Regions from separate parts of the Homo sapiens genome. Here all the other regions are linked to region 3. The links are chromatin contacts, found by Hi-C in ENCODE. All regions are on one chromosome and are shown on one strand. The core of a region is the stretch at or near the end of the contact, and the rest is flanking DNA. Distances in the headings are between cores, read along the strand shown.

The links. A loop is a pair of places that touch in the nucleus more often than their neighbours do. Pooled maps may share reads with other maps.
Region 1: a loop to region 3 is called in a map with no recorded cell type, with 4 times the contacts of the local background. The contact joins the enhancer-like site here to the promoter of MAPRE2 in region 3. A Hi-C loop is called at or near these places in 4 of 37 single-sample maps with no recorded cell type and 4 of 50 pooled maps.
Region 2: a loop to region 3 is called in a map of CD8-positive, alpha-beta T cell, with 27 times the contacts of the local background. The contact joins the promoter of KIAA1328 here to the promoter of MAPRE2 in region 3. A Hi-C loop is called at or near these places in 2 of 168 maps with a recorded cell type or tissue (CD8-positive, alpha-beta T cell and naive thymus-derived CD4-positive, alpha-beta T cell), 3 of 37 single-sample maps with no recorded cell type and 14 of 50 pooled maps.

What each region holds. Positions count from the first base shown.
Region 1 is chr18:36,626,418-36,630,791 of GRCh38, forward strand. All of the region lies in intron 10 of FHOD3 (formin homology 2 domain containing 3), which reads left to right. Among named protein-coding and RNA genes, the nearest start is that of TPGS2, 200 kb to the right of the region's middle. Within about 2 kb of position 2,999, at least 3 of the 41 ENCODE cell types and tissues checked have a DNase peak (open chromatin) inside an H3K27ac peak, as active enhancers do.
Region 2 is chr18:36,826,622-36,830,856 of GRCh38, forward strand. KIAA1328 reads left to right here and starts at 2,506. Exons shown (of 10, transcript NM_020776.3): 1 at 2,506-2,575. The coding sequence starts at 2,518. It overlaps TPGS2 (tubulin polyglutamylase complex subunit 2), which reads right to left and starts at 2,381. Exons shown (of 7, transcript NM_015476.4): 1 at 2,062-2,381. The coding sequence starts at 2,146. RefSeq lists enhancers at 1,741-1,850, 1,951-2,743 and a silencer at 2,141-2,740.
Region 3 is chr18:35,038,482-35,042,678 of GRCh38, forward strand. It overlaps MAPRE2 (microtubule associated protein RP/EB family member 2), which reads left to right and starts at 2,932. Exons shown (of 7, transcript NM_014268.4): 1 at 2,932-3,180. The coding sequence starts at 3,059. RefSeq lists an enhancer at 2,892-3,041.

The sequences.
Region 1 (4,374 bases), core at 1,749-4,248, 1.6 Mb after region 3:
ATATTATATGTATTTAAAGTATAAAGTTTGACAAAATCTGCCAAACCCAGAGTGGTTCTATAGTATAGAGGTACAACAAAAGGCTGGCCATGCCTGCTCCAGAGTCTGGGTCCAGTTGTATCTTCCCAAATGGATGCTCTGAGGTCACTGGGATGAGGGACTTTAGGCTCCAGTCTCTGCCACCCAAATCCACAGGGGCTGACTAACACATTCCCATCCTGCTGCTGATAGTCTGGAAGCAGGAAGTGCTCATATCACTTGGCTGGATCATCCTCCCTCATCATAGAGATCCTCCTGGGAGTCAAATTTAGGTCACCAGGCTACATTATGAGGAAGAAAATCACTCAGAATAAGTTGGATGACCTTAAGAAAGAGTGATCAAGATATATCCCTCCTCTCCATCTCTAAGGGAATACCCCACCAGCACCAAGAGGTGCCCCAAACAATCTGATACCCATGGAATCATTTGAGCAGGACCCAGGCCATGCCTTCAGATACCTGTTATCCCAGGAGGAGGAGGGACTGGTTTGAGATAGATGTGCAACCATGGTCTATGTTGACACCCCTCTTCTACCTCATAACCCCAGATGCCCTCTCTCTACAGGCTTTTATGTTTCTGAGAGTCTGTGTACAGCTCTATTTTAGTGAAAAGAAGACCTAAACTTCTAAACATATTAAGGAAAGAGAACCTTTACCATGAGCATTGCATTTTGTGATCTAGAATCTTAAAGAAACTCAGCCAATTCTCAAAGAAAAAGCCCTCGAAGCTCTCTTCCAGCTGGCTTGAGAAGTTAACATGAAGAGAATTGAGGAAATTGTACACAATCCTCTGAAAAAGGCCTGTATATAAAGCCACCGAAGATGCTGAGGGTAGGAGTTAGGTGGACCTTGTCAGTAGTACTTGGTGTTCTCCTGCTTCATCATGTTTGTTCCTTGTCTGTTTCTTGCTGTTACACTTTTCGAGGATTCCTGTGTTGTGAGTTCAGGTGACAATGCTTTGCAATAGGCTGGTAAGGATGATGATACGGAAGTGGACCATCCTGGGCACGGTTCACAGTCTTGAAGTGCTGGGCTCGGTAGGATCTGAAACAGGAGGCCAGAGATGCCACTCTGAATGCTGTTTGCTTCATTCTTTTTGGAATTTCACTTTACTGGAATTATTACTTCAACATTAATTTAGTAGCATTTGAGCAAAATATACTTTGCAGCTTGTAAAGATAGGTGATGTTTTATCTATCTAGATTGATGATTATGAAGTGACTTCATTTACGAAGCCTGTTGGAGGGATTTTGCCTGTGGCCCCAAAGTGACGGCATGATTTTGATGAGGTGGGAGTGCGATAGTGGGAATGCAGTGGTGAAATGCTGATTGGGAAATGATTTCTTCCTGCATAGCTTAGTCACCTGCTCAACATCTGTGCCTCAAACAGTACCTCAGAGTCAAGTGGCTCATTGTGTTCTGTCCCCTGCAGACCTTGAAAGACACAGAAGCTGCCTCATGTACATATATGCACATTGCTCTTCATCCCTGCAAACGCCCTGGCCGCACCTAACGCTAGCTTATAGCAACATGCCTTCAGATGCCACATATGAAGGATTTGGGGCTAGATTTTATAACTCAGTCACCCAAGTGATGCCAACTTTTGTAAAGAAGGGAGAAATATGTTTTAGAAAGGGGTTCATATTGTTCTAAAAAAATATAGGGCAGTCTCCACTCAGATGGTCCTTTTGCATCATTTGAATTTAACTCTCACGATCATCCTCTGTAAGATTCAGACAGGACAGGTTTTATTAACCTCATTGTACAAGTGAGAAAACAGATGGGGCTAAGTGCCTATTCCAAATCACAGGACTAAGGGCTATGACCAAGGGCTGGGCCCTTGGCTCTTAATATCCAAAGTATACAGACTCCTTCCCAGTCAACCACATCCCAGCCAACCACTCCTAAACATATTCTTCAAGCGAGATGATTAGAGAGACAATTTGATTTACATTCCTTGTAGGTATTTTTTTGTTTGAGGTAAATACAAAAATTCAAAGACTTGGAGAGAAATGCTTAGTCTCCCTGTAGACTTAAGCCAGCTATGTGCTTTAATTCTAATAAAGACTAATAAGAGCTTGAACTCAGATTTGTTTGCTTTGGTTTCTTAGGAAATACAACTCTACACTGAGCATTTGCCCAGTAAGGTACAAGTTTATTGGTCATTGGTCAACTAAAAGCATCTTTATGGGACCATGTGTGTCATAATGAGTTTCATCTTTGCACTTAAAGTTTACAAATTTCATTGGAAGGGGAAAAAATCTTAGTGCTAGAAAGTTCTTAAAATTTAGCCCAAAGCAGGAGCCCTTTCTGTCAAGTTCCCAAGAGATGGGGTACACTTCCAGGCATGGGTGCTCTTTCTCCTGAGGTACCCCATCTGCCCTTGAACTATTCTGTTTATCCTGGTTCTTCCTCTGTTGACAAAAACAGGGCTGCTTCCTGCTCTGTGTGTCAGTCCTTCTGATACCAAACACTGCATGGGACTTAACACGTGAACTTTCAGTTTCATCCTGCTGATTTCCACACAACATTCCAAACTATAGAAGTAATTTTGAACTTCATTTAGTCACTAATGTTAACAGTTGTGCCATGCAGCTTTCAGTCATGTGTATATTTTAATATACGTGGAAGAGTGACCTGGCAGATAGTGGATGTTGACAACTGGTTAGGGAGTGGAGGGTCCAGACTAGTGCCACGTGCCTCAGCAGCAGGGTCTGCAAACTTTCTCTGTCAAGGGCCAAGTAACATGTTAAACTTGGAGTACCAGACGGTCTCTATTGCAACTACTCAACTGAATTCTGCCTTTGTAGCACGTCAACAGCCATCAGCCACTGGTACTGGCATGAGCATGGCTGCATTCCAGTGACATTTTATTTATAGACACTGAGATTTGAATTTTACATGTCATGAAATATTATTCTTTTGATTTTTTTTCAACCATTAAAAATGTGAAAACCACTCTTAGCTCACAGGCCGTATAAAAACAGGTGGTAGGCCAGATGTAGCCCACAGGCTGTAGTTTGCCAACCCCTGTCCCAAGGGTCTGGGTTTCTTGAGGGAGGTTGGGGGAAATTGGCAAAGGAGAGTATGTGGCATATGAGAGAAGAATCCACTGTGTTATGTGTGAGGGCTATGGGGAACAGTATTCTTAGATTTGGTGTTAGAGCAAGGAAGTCAAAGGAATATTCCATGAAGAGATAGAGACTATAGGGGACTTTGCTGATGGCTGATCATGAGTTCCCAGGGCACAGAGGAAGATTGAGGGGTCGGAGAAGGGCAAGAGATAAGCCAGATTGAGGGACACATGGAGAGGGAGGGGACTATGTGATGAGTCCAGGGAAGATTGGACTGTGCAGGCCGGGATTGGTCCCAGTGGTCCCTTCGGGCAGTGGTTCTTGACCGGGGTGATTTTGCCACCTAGGAGACATCTGGACACATTTTTGGTTGTTATAACTGGGACGGGGTGGTGCTGCTGGCATCTAGTGGGTGGAGTCCAGGAATGCTGTTCTACTTAGTGCAGGATAGCCCCCTGCCAAACAAATAATTATCTGTTTTAAAATGTCAGTAGTGTTGAATCTGAGAAATTCTGCCTTAGGGGAAGGCAGATCGTTGGTTATGTAATCCACATGATGCTGAGATAGAGAGTGTTTTGGCTATTGGAAAGGGTAGTTTTCTTAGAAGCATTTGGAACTCTGTGCACCTACCTTAAATATTCATGTGCATGGGTCAAAATTGACTCTTTTTCAGAGAATATAATCAGCTAAAACACAGATCTATAGAATATATTTCTAGTTTAAAAAAATCCATTGGCATTTTACAAACAAATGTCATGGAAACAGATTCCTTAAATGAGATATGAATTGTCTTTCACAGCTGACTGGTTACTCTGGGCTACTACATGGTTTACAGTAGAGTCTTTTTTTTGATTTTAAGTCCGTTTAGCAAAGTTTCACGCTTCAAATTCTCAGGAAATATGCTTGAACACTTTTAGGGGACCAAGCCTTGACTTAATCTCATGCTACTCTCAGTAACTGAAATGCCAACAAATCCAATTCTAATCGGCTTCATACACATCCATCACTCCAAAAAATTGACATAATGGAATGTGACACCAGCATAAAACAAGTTGGCAAGAGAGAACAATGATTATATAAGAGAGGTGTGACAGTCTACATCCAGGCTTCACGAACCTGTTCAGAGGAAGAGGAACCTGGCACAGTCTCACCAGAAATGTTCAAGTGGAGCTGAGGAATCTGCATTGAGAAGCAGCAGTGGGCAACTCTCCTCTTGGCTGCCGATACTTTCAACTGATGGTCAAGAAGGAAAAAAGTTACA
Region 2 (4,235 bases), core at 1,256-3,755, 1.8 Mb after region 3:
AACATAGCAGGCCCGAGACAATAATCCTCAGAAAGGTCTGCCAATCGGGCTGCCAAAATCCTTTTGTTGTAATGAATCATAGCCATGAGTAGGACTATCTCCTGAGTCCTGTAATCCTTGCGTCAAATCATTGAATCTGGTGTGATCTTGGGGAACCCTAATACAATTTTTGTTCCTGATTTTAAGGGGAAAGCTGCCAGTCTTTCACCATTACATATGATGTTAGATGTGGGTTTTTCATAGATGTCCTTCATCAGGTTGAGGAAATTCTATCTCTATCCCATCCTATTTCTAGTTTGTTGAGTTTTTTTTAATCAAGAAAGGTTAGATTTTGTCAAATGCTTTTTTTATTAAGATGATTATGCAGTTTTTGTCTTATTCTATTAGTAAGTTGTATTATATTAATTGATTTTTTTTAAGTTTCTTTTTTTTTAGTGACAGGGTCTTGCTATGTTGTCCAGCTGGACTTGAACTGGGCTCTAATAACCCTCCCACCACAGCCTCCCCAGTAGCTGGAACTAAAGACATGGGCCACCATGCCCAGCTATTAATTGATTTTCATATGTTAAAACCACTCATTCCTAAATCACACTTGGTCTTGGACTTCTATTAAAAGAGACACAAATTTTAAAAATCAACCAAACAAATACATAATTTCAAGTAGTGAAAGTGCTATAAGAATAAAAGAAAAAGCAGGGTAAGGAAAGAGAGAGCAAGAAAGACGGCGGTTATTCGAACTATATTCAGGGAAGGTTTCTCTGAAATAATGACATTTGATCAGAGATCTGAATGACCTGAAGAAGCGAGACATTCAGAGAAAGATAATTCCAGGTGCAAGGACTAGCAAACTGCAAAAGCCCTGAAGCAGGAACCCGCTTAGTGTGTTTAAGGTACAGCTAGAAGGCCATGTGGGCAAGAGTGGAAACAAAGTCAGAAAGAGATGAGAGCAGATCTTACAGGGACTTGTGGGTCATGGTACAGACATTTGGATTTTATTATAATTGTGATGGGAAGGCACTGAAGCATGCTTTTCAGCCTTCTTAAAAGACCTTTCTCCTCCTTAGTTTTCTGGCTAACTCCTATATGTCTTTCAAAATCTAGCATCATCTCCTCTGTGACATGTTCTTTAACTTCCCTGGTAAGATCAGTCCCCTCCTCTGTGACATCTCTGAGTAACAGATTACTGACCTCTTTTCACACTCCTAGTGACCTCATTTGTTTATTTTTTTCACAGAACTGTGTCTTTTTCATATTTTTAACCTCACGTCTAACATAGTGGTGAGTACTAAAGAAACGTTTGATAGGCCAGGCGCGGTGGCTCACGCCTGTAATTCCAGCACTTTGGGAGGTCGAGGCGGGTGGATCACCTGAGGTCAGGAGTTCGAGACCAGCCTGGCCAACATGGTGGAACCCTGTCTCTACTAAAAATACAAAAAAATAGCTGGGCGAGGCAGGAGAATTGCTTGAACCCAGGAGGCGCAGGTTGCAGTGAGCCGAGATCGCGCCATTGCACTCCAGCCTGGGCAACAAGAGCAAAACTCTGTCTCAAAATACAAACAAGCAAGCAAACAAAGAAATGTTCGATAAAAGAAAAACTCTGAGTCATTCAGTGGTGCAAGGTTGGATTCCTTTCAGACCCGACGTAGTTGTCGCCCTGGGAGGTCGGGTGCATTACTTCCCCCAGAGAAAGGTCTTGGGTTTCGGGGATAATGCCCTGGCTGAGAATGCCTCCTAGGGGGAGATCCAACTTCCCAACCGTCAGGTGCTTGCTGTGTTCCCTTTGCACGTCTCTGCCCGTCCTTCCTGGGTGGGACCTTGGTTGGCGGTGAGTGGGGGAAACTTCAGGCTTCCCAGCTCTGCCTCCGAACACTCCTGGCAAACACTTTCAAGGCCTAATCACAAACCCAGGTCCCCCACTTTCCTCTGTAACAACGGAAGTCCCAGCAGCGATGTCCACTCCTGTTCTGGGGCCAGCGTCGCACCGCTCACCCCGCACCTCATCCCTCCGCTCCTCCTTCCTTCTCCTCCACACCCTCTCGGCACCGTGCCCCCTTTCCTCACCTAGGATGCGCGTGATGCCCAGGGTCAGCTTCTCCAGGTGCGGCTTGCTGCAGCCCAGCCCCGGGGACGATGCCTCCTCCTCCATGGCTCGCGACCGCGATTCGCGCGCGGCGGGAGCGGGTGGAGGGCCGGACCCCGCCTCAGCGCCGAGGCCAATTTCATGGCATGCCGGGAACGGTAGTTCTCGGCGCCTGAAAGCGCGGCGCAGTGATGATGGGGGCCCGGGGTTGGTCTGACAGCAGCAGCTCCGTGGGGCGCCGGTTCCCGCGGCCCCGCCCGGTGCCCCACACCGCACCTCCGGGACGTAGCTTCCCCTTCGCCCCCACCCTCTCGCCCCGCAGGGGCCGGCCGCGCAGGCGGGGGCGGGCCTCTGCGTGGTGCGGCCAATGGGGACCGAGCCTGCAGGCCGAGGCGTGGCGGCCCAGGCGCGACGCCCCGAGTGGCGGTTGTTTCAAGATGGCGGACGTGGCGGGCCCCTCCCGCCCCAGTGCCGCGGCGTTCTGGAGCCGGGACTGTATCCTTTGCCCGCCTGACAGGGGGCGCCGGCGCCCTCCACGGGACGGCGAGGGGCGAGCCGTCGCGTGGCAGTCCGAGAGCGGAGGAGAAGCTCCGAACTAACCCCGGGGATGGGGACGTGCTGCTCGGCCCCAGTCTAGGTGCTGGGCTCTCCCCTTGCTTGGGTGTTAGGTGGCCGAGAGACTGGTACTGTCTGCAGGTGTGGGGACACGGCTCAGATGCTTCCCAGCGCTCACTACCGGTGAGCTCGAGAAAGATAGCCTTGAGTCCAGGCTCAGTCCAGGGCTGAGATGGCCCTCCGAGGTCCCTCTGCCCACCCTGTCAGAGTGCCCCCAGGCTGACTTGAGTGTGCGGAGCTAGCTCGAAGTTGAGGGAGGAGTCGGTGTTGGCTGGACAGGGAGCCTTTTTGTTTTGATTTAGGATTGTCTTTAGTCTGCATTGCTAGGAGCAAGTCAGGACCTTTCGGACTTAAAAGGCCCTCCAGTGATGATGTATTTTAATACTGGGGTTTTAGGAGAGGTGTGGAGCTTGGTTACTGGGATGTGGTCTGGTGGTGCTGGTTACTGCGTAAGATGGGAATCATTGTGCCTGGAAGTATTGTTGACTTACTTGTGGAGTGCGGGTCACTGGCAGTCATTGAAGTTCTTGGATCGTTGTGAGGTGGAGAAGCAGTGGAACTTTTTAGTCCAGTGGTAGTATTACCAGTTCAGCAGCAGTGATGAGATGTTTGTGTGACAGGAGTGTTTCTTTCCTTGGAGTAGGTAGACTCTTCTCGCTTGAGCTTTGGTCCTGATAATTTACTTCACGTTCCTTAGAGGGGTTACTTGAAAGAGGGACGGCAATCTGTGTTACTGAGTGCTTGCAGAGGCAGCTCTTTTTGTGTTTGCTAGGATTGGTGATGGCATTAATTGAGGCGTTGCTGTTACCTTTGGCAGAATCACTGGGCATTCTTCTTAGCTCCCAGTGAAACTTACAAAACTGTGTTATCAACTCCTTTGTTGAGTTACTAGGATTAGTGTCATGTGTAGAGAGAGGGATATGTTTGTATTCTGTGCTGCTCGTGTTTAGTGTTTGCACTTACTAGACATAATTACCATTTGTCTCTGATAGGTTGGTGAAAAGCAAATGAAATCATGTACATACACTGTGGATGAAAGCATACTAGTGCAGTGTGCAAATTAAATATTTTTTCCTTTACCTTTCAGAAGAGAATATGTGCACTGTGGACAACTGGGCTGAATTAGGAAGTTAGGAAATTGGGATAAGTCTTTTCTCAAGAAACACTGCTTCTGCATTGACATAATTTTGTGATGGAGGAGATACTTGAAGGTTATTAGCTTATAGCATCCTATGGTACTGTTCAAATATAGAATCAATGGTTTGGGGGGGGGACAAGCTATTGCAATGGGACTGAATAAGTGTATTAATAGATATATGGACTGAACCTAAGCTCTTGGTCTTCGCACCCAGTACTTTCACTTACTCATGTAGTTATATCACCCCCTATTTTATGTAGAAGTCATATATACTCCGTTATCTCTTGTATTCTGACTCCCAACATTTAATGTAAAATATTCGTCCTCTCATAGATAGTGAGGAATTGAAATTGTACAGGGGAAAAATGGTGGCGATTATATCCTATAAGATCTAATTCAGAT
Region 3 (4,197 bases), core at 1,682-4,181:
TCCCTTAGGTTTAGGCTTTGCCTTCAGCCTATCCAATGTCTCCCTTCTGGGATTTGAGCCTGGAGACCTGAAGCTGGGAGGCCCTTCCTTGCTCTGCCTTCATCCATTCTTTCTACCCTCACTTGGGGCTGGAAAGAGTGAATTCTTCCCTCATCCTTCCTGAATTTTCTGTACTTTTCCTACATCGTACCATTCCGCTTCCCAAAGTGGAATTTGCCCTCCCTTTTCCCTAGGGCTCAGCTGGAAAATGGCTTCCAGGTAACCTGATTTATGAGGAGAGGAATGAAAACACATCTGTTTAATATTTTCAAATTATTACCCCTGTTACCCCTGCATCTCAGAGGGTAATCACTGGTCTCTGGAGTTCTGTGGGTCCCTTTATAGTAGTGTGGCTCAGAGCAGTCTTAGAGGAAGATTTACGCGGCCCTTGGGGCCCTTCACCTGACTCACAGCCCCTCCCTTTTTAGACCATCAGCCCAAATTCTTGGCCATCATCCCATCCCTTCCTTCATGAGCAGACTAGAAACAAAGTGGGTGTGTTCTCTCCACAAAATTAGTTGGTATGATCAATGAACTATGCATTCAAATTCTGACAAATTTAGTCCCCACAATGACACAAATTATGTTTTACATACTACTTAAATATGGGATCATGGAAAAGTGATCTGTACTAAAGAACCCAGATTGAGAACATACTCTGAGGACATTAAATATTTGATTTGTAGACTGTGCCTTTCAATTTCAGACTGTCCCCCCAAAAAGGGGAAGTTTTGTGAAAGGAAGCAAATTAGTAAGGAAATTGACAGCAGCAGGTCAAGTAACAGAAACAGTAAGAGGAAGCATGGGTCTTTGCAAGAATGACTACACTCTCATGCCCCTTTAGCTCATAGTGCAATGTGAAGCTTGGTGTGTATCTTTGATACTTAGATATTCATCTGTGTACCTTGTAAGTCTTAGGTCAGAATTGGATCTGATTGTATAAGAAAAAAAATCTTATGTAAAGTGAGATGTGGACGAAGGAATCAACTTGTGCACTGTGGACTAACTGGAGAAGCAAAAGATAAAATTATTAAAATAATAGCCCAAGAGGAAAGTATAAAATAGGAAGGAAAATAAGTAGGGCCCCTTGTTTGAGATTATCCTTACCATCTGGGTTGTAAAACATTTGATTCTAATTCCAGAAACTTGATACCAGAAATAACTTATTACCAGGGACATATGCTGAAGAATTGTCAGGAATGACAAAGTGTTTACTTGTTTTTAATATCTGTATCACAAAATGATAAAGCTGATAAACCATACAGTGATGTGAAGGAGTGAGTCATAGCTTAATACTTTATGACACATATATTTATGCTGTATCTTTTACACCCCAATTCTTCCCTTTTCACCCTATAAAAGGTCAGAGACCACTGCTGATAAGCAAAGAATCCTTCAAAATCTCTCCTGGCTGGGCGTGGTGGCTCATGCCTGTAATCCTAGCACTTTGGGGCGGGTGGACTGCCTGAGCTCAGGAGTTCAAGACCAGCCTGAGCAACTCGGTGAAACCCTGTCTCTACTAAAATACAAAAATTAGCTGGGTGTGGCGGCGTGCGCCTGTTATCCCACCTACTCAGGAGGCTGAGGCAGGAGAATTACTAGAACCCAGGAGGCGGAGGTTGCAGTGAGCTGAGATTGCGCCACTGCACTCCAGCCTGGGTGACAGAGCGAGACTCTGCCTCTAAAAAATAATAATAAAAAAAAAATCTCTCCTCTCTGGAGGACAGTACTGAACATATGCAGGGTCTTTTCAGTTTATAATCTAATCCGTAGACTGCACAGTGCTAGCAATTCTGTTCACAGTTATCTTTTCACAACAGTCATCTTGGAAGTACTTGATTCTTACCTTGATTTATAATATTTATTGAGCTCACATTACAGATCATTACTGTCCAGTCACATTGATAAAACCATGTCACTTGGAAGCTCCAGTTCACCACTCCTAGCTGTGTGACCTTAAGCAGTTTACTTAATCTTACTAGTTTACTCATCTTTAAAATGGGAATAATAATAGTATCTGTCACATAGCCAATATATTTGAAAGCGGTATTGCAAGGATATAGAACAGCTTGAATGTTAAGCACTTTCAAATACTAAGTGAGGTGATCACTTTTGTAATTCAAATGGAAATAGAATAAATGTCAATGAATTAATGATCTGTATCAGGAGGCAGCATAAAGAATTTGAATTGGAGGGTTTTGGGTAACTGGTAAAATGGTGGTTATCTTTTTTTAAAAGAAAAACCCTCTTTGGGGATTCCTTTGTACAGATGATCTCTTAATTTGCCATCTTTAATCCTCACATTATTAAAGGCTACATTGATTAGAAGGAAATACAGCTTCCTTGTAGGTTTTTAGCTTTTTGGCTTGTTTTTGGGGAGATGGTTGCTGCTATTTGGAGAAAGGGAGAAAGGCAGAAATTTTAACCTTAGTCTGATACCTTTTCTACAAGCTGGCCACCAGGTCCTTTTTAGGTTTTTCTGAAACCTGACCAAGTTTAATTGTCATGGCATAAAAACTTGGTATTGAAGGAGTTAAAGGGTCTCCCACACCCCTTTGCATGAATCGTTCTTTTGTGTACACAGCTGCAGTGGCAGCACGGGTCGGAAAGGAAATGGTTAGAGGAAGAGCTGGTTTTCAGACAAGGCGAGTCTGCGAGGGGGGCTGCAGGGTGGCCTGGGGTTTTACATGCCAGATGTAGGCCTGCCCCGGTGCCTGCCTGGAGCTGCTGGCGTGGTCACGCCGCGACCCTGTGCGAATTGAGGCGAGGTGATGAGTTAGCGGGTTGCCATGGCAACAGGCTGGCCACGTGACCAGGGTGCTGCTGCCGGCGCTCTGACGTCAGCTGCCAGAGGGCGGGGCCGCAGGAGGGCGGGGCGCGAGCGAGAGCTGGGAGAAGGCAGTGAGCGAGCAGGCGGCAGGCACGGTCCGTGCGGAGCAGGCGAGCGAGCGGGAAGACGCAGCCACCTTCCTCACCAGCCAGCCCACAGCGGTTTGTTCCCCTTCTCGGGAGTGCGCCAATGCCTGGGCCGACCCAAACCCTGTCCCCAAATGGCGAGAACAACAACGACATCATCCAGGATAATAACGGGACCATCATTCCTTTCCGGAAGCACACAGTGCGCGGGGAGCGTTCCTACAGGTAATGGGGCTGGCACGAGAGCAGCGCCGGGGACCGCCGTGAGGGCGCGCGGAAATCCAGCCCGTTATATAATGGAGCAGACACTGCCTGCGACCCCTGCTGCAGGCATGCATTTGTGAAGGCGGTTGTGATTATTTGGTATCTGTTTCCATGTGTCATGTTGGGTTTGCATTGAGGCTCCGCGACTGCAGATGGAAAGCATTTTGTGAATAGGTTTGCTGCCTTCGAGGGGTCTCCCTCCATCTCTTTCCTTCCACACTGATAAAAATGCATGCTGTTTTCCCCCGCTGTCCAAAGGGAGACAGGCAGTAGCACTTCCTTTCCTCCTTCCCTTTTAGATTTTAAAGGAGCCATTAGGTAGCAGTGCCAAAAGGCAGAAAACGGGAGGGTGGGGAGAAAAACGTTTGCGCTTAACCTGGAGAGTGTGCAGGAAAGATGGAATCCTCTAGATTAAGCTGCAGTCTGTGATGTTAAACCGCCAGATTGATGGAGCTTTGTAAGAATTCTGCTCGCTGATTGGTGCAGGGATTGACAGCAGAGGTGATAGTGTCAGACATTCACCAAAATTTTCTCCATAGAACCCTAGGTTTATTAGAAAGAGACTGGACTGCAAAGGACTTGAAAAAAACTGGGCGCTGTTATGCATTTTCTAAGGAGTTTATGGCCACCGCTTGGGTGGGGGAGCCTTTCCTTCTTATTTACAGTAGGAAGGTGATTCCTGGTCTTTTGCTGAGGTCTGTTTTGAGGATGGGACTGATCTTGGTCATTGTATTGTGAGCCTTTTGATTAATGAGTTGGCCTGTACGGTTGGCATCATTTTTACATTAACATATCTGGCAATATGTTCCAGTAGATAAGCTCATTAAAATTGTTTGCATTGTTTGATAAGGATAACAATGTAATGGAGAATGCAGCTAGAGTCTTATGCAGCTCAAGGCCAGACTTGAAGGGAGACTGATAGCTTCGGTCATATTTCCTCTGAAGTTCTTTTGTACTGGGGTAGTTATTTTTAAATGT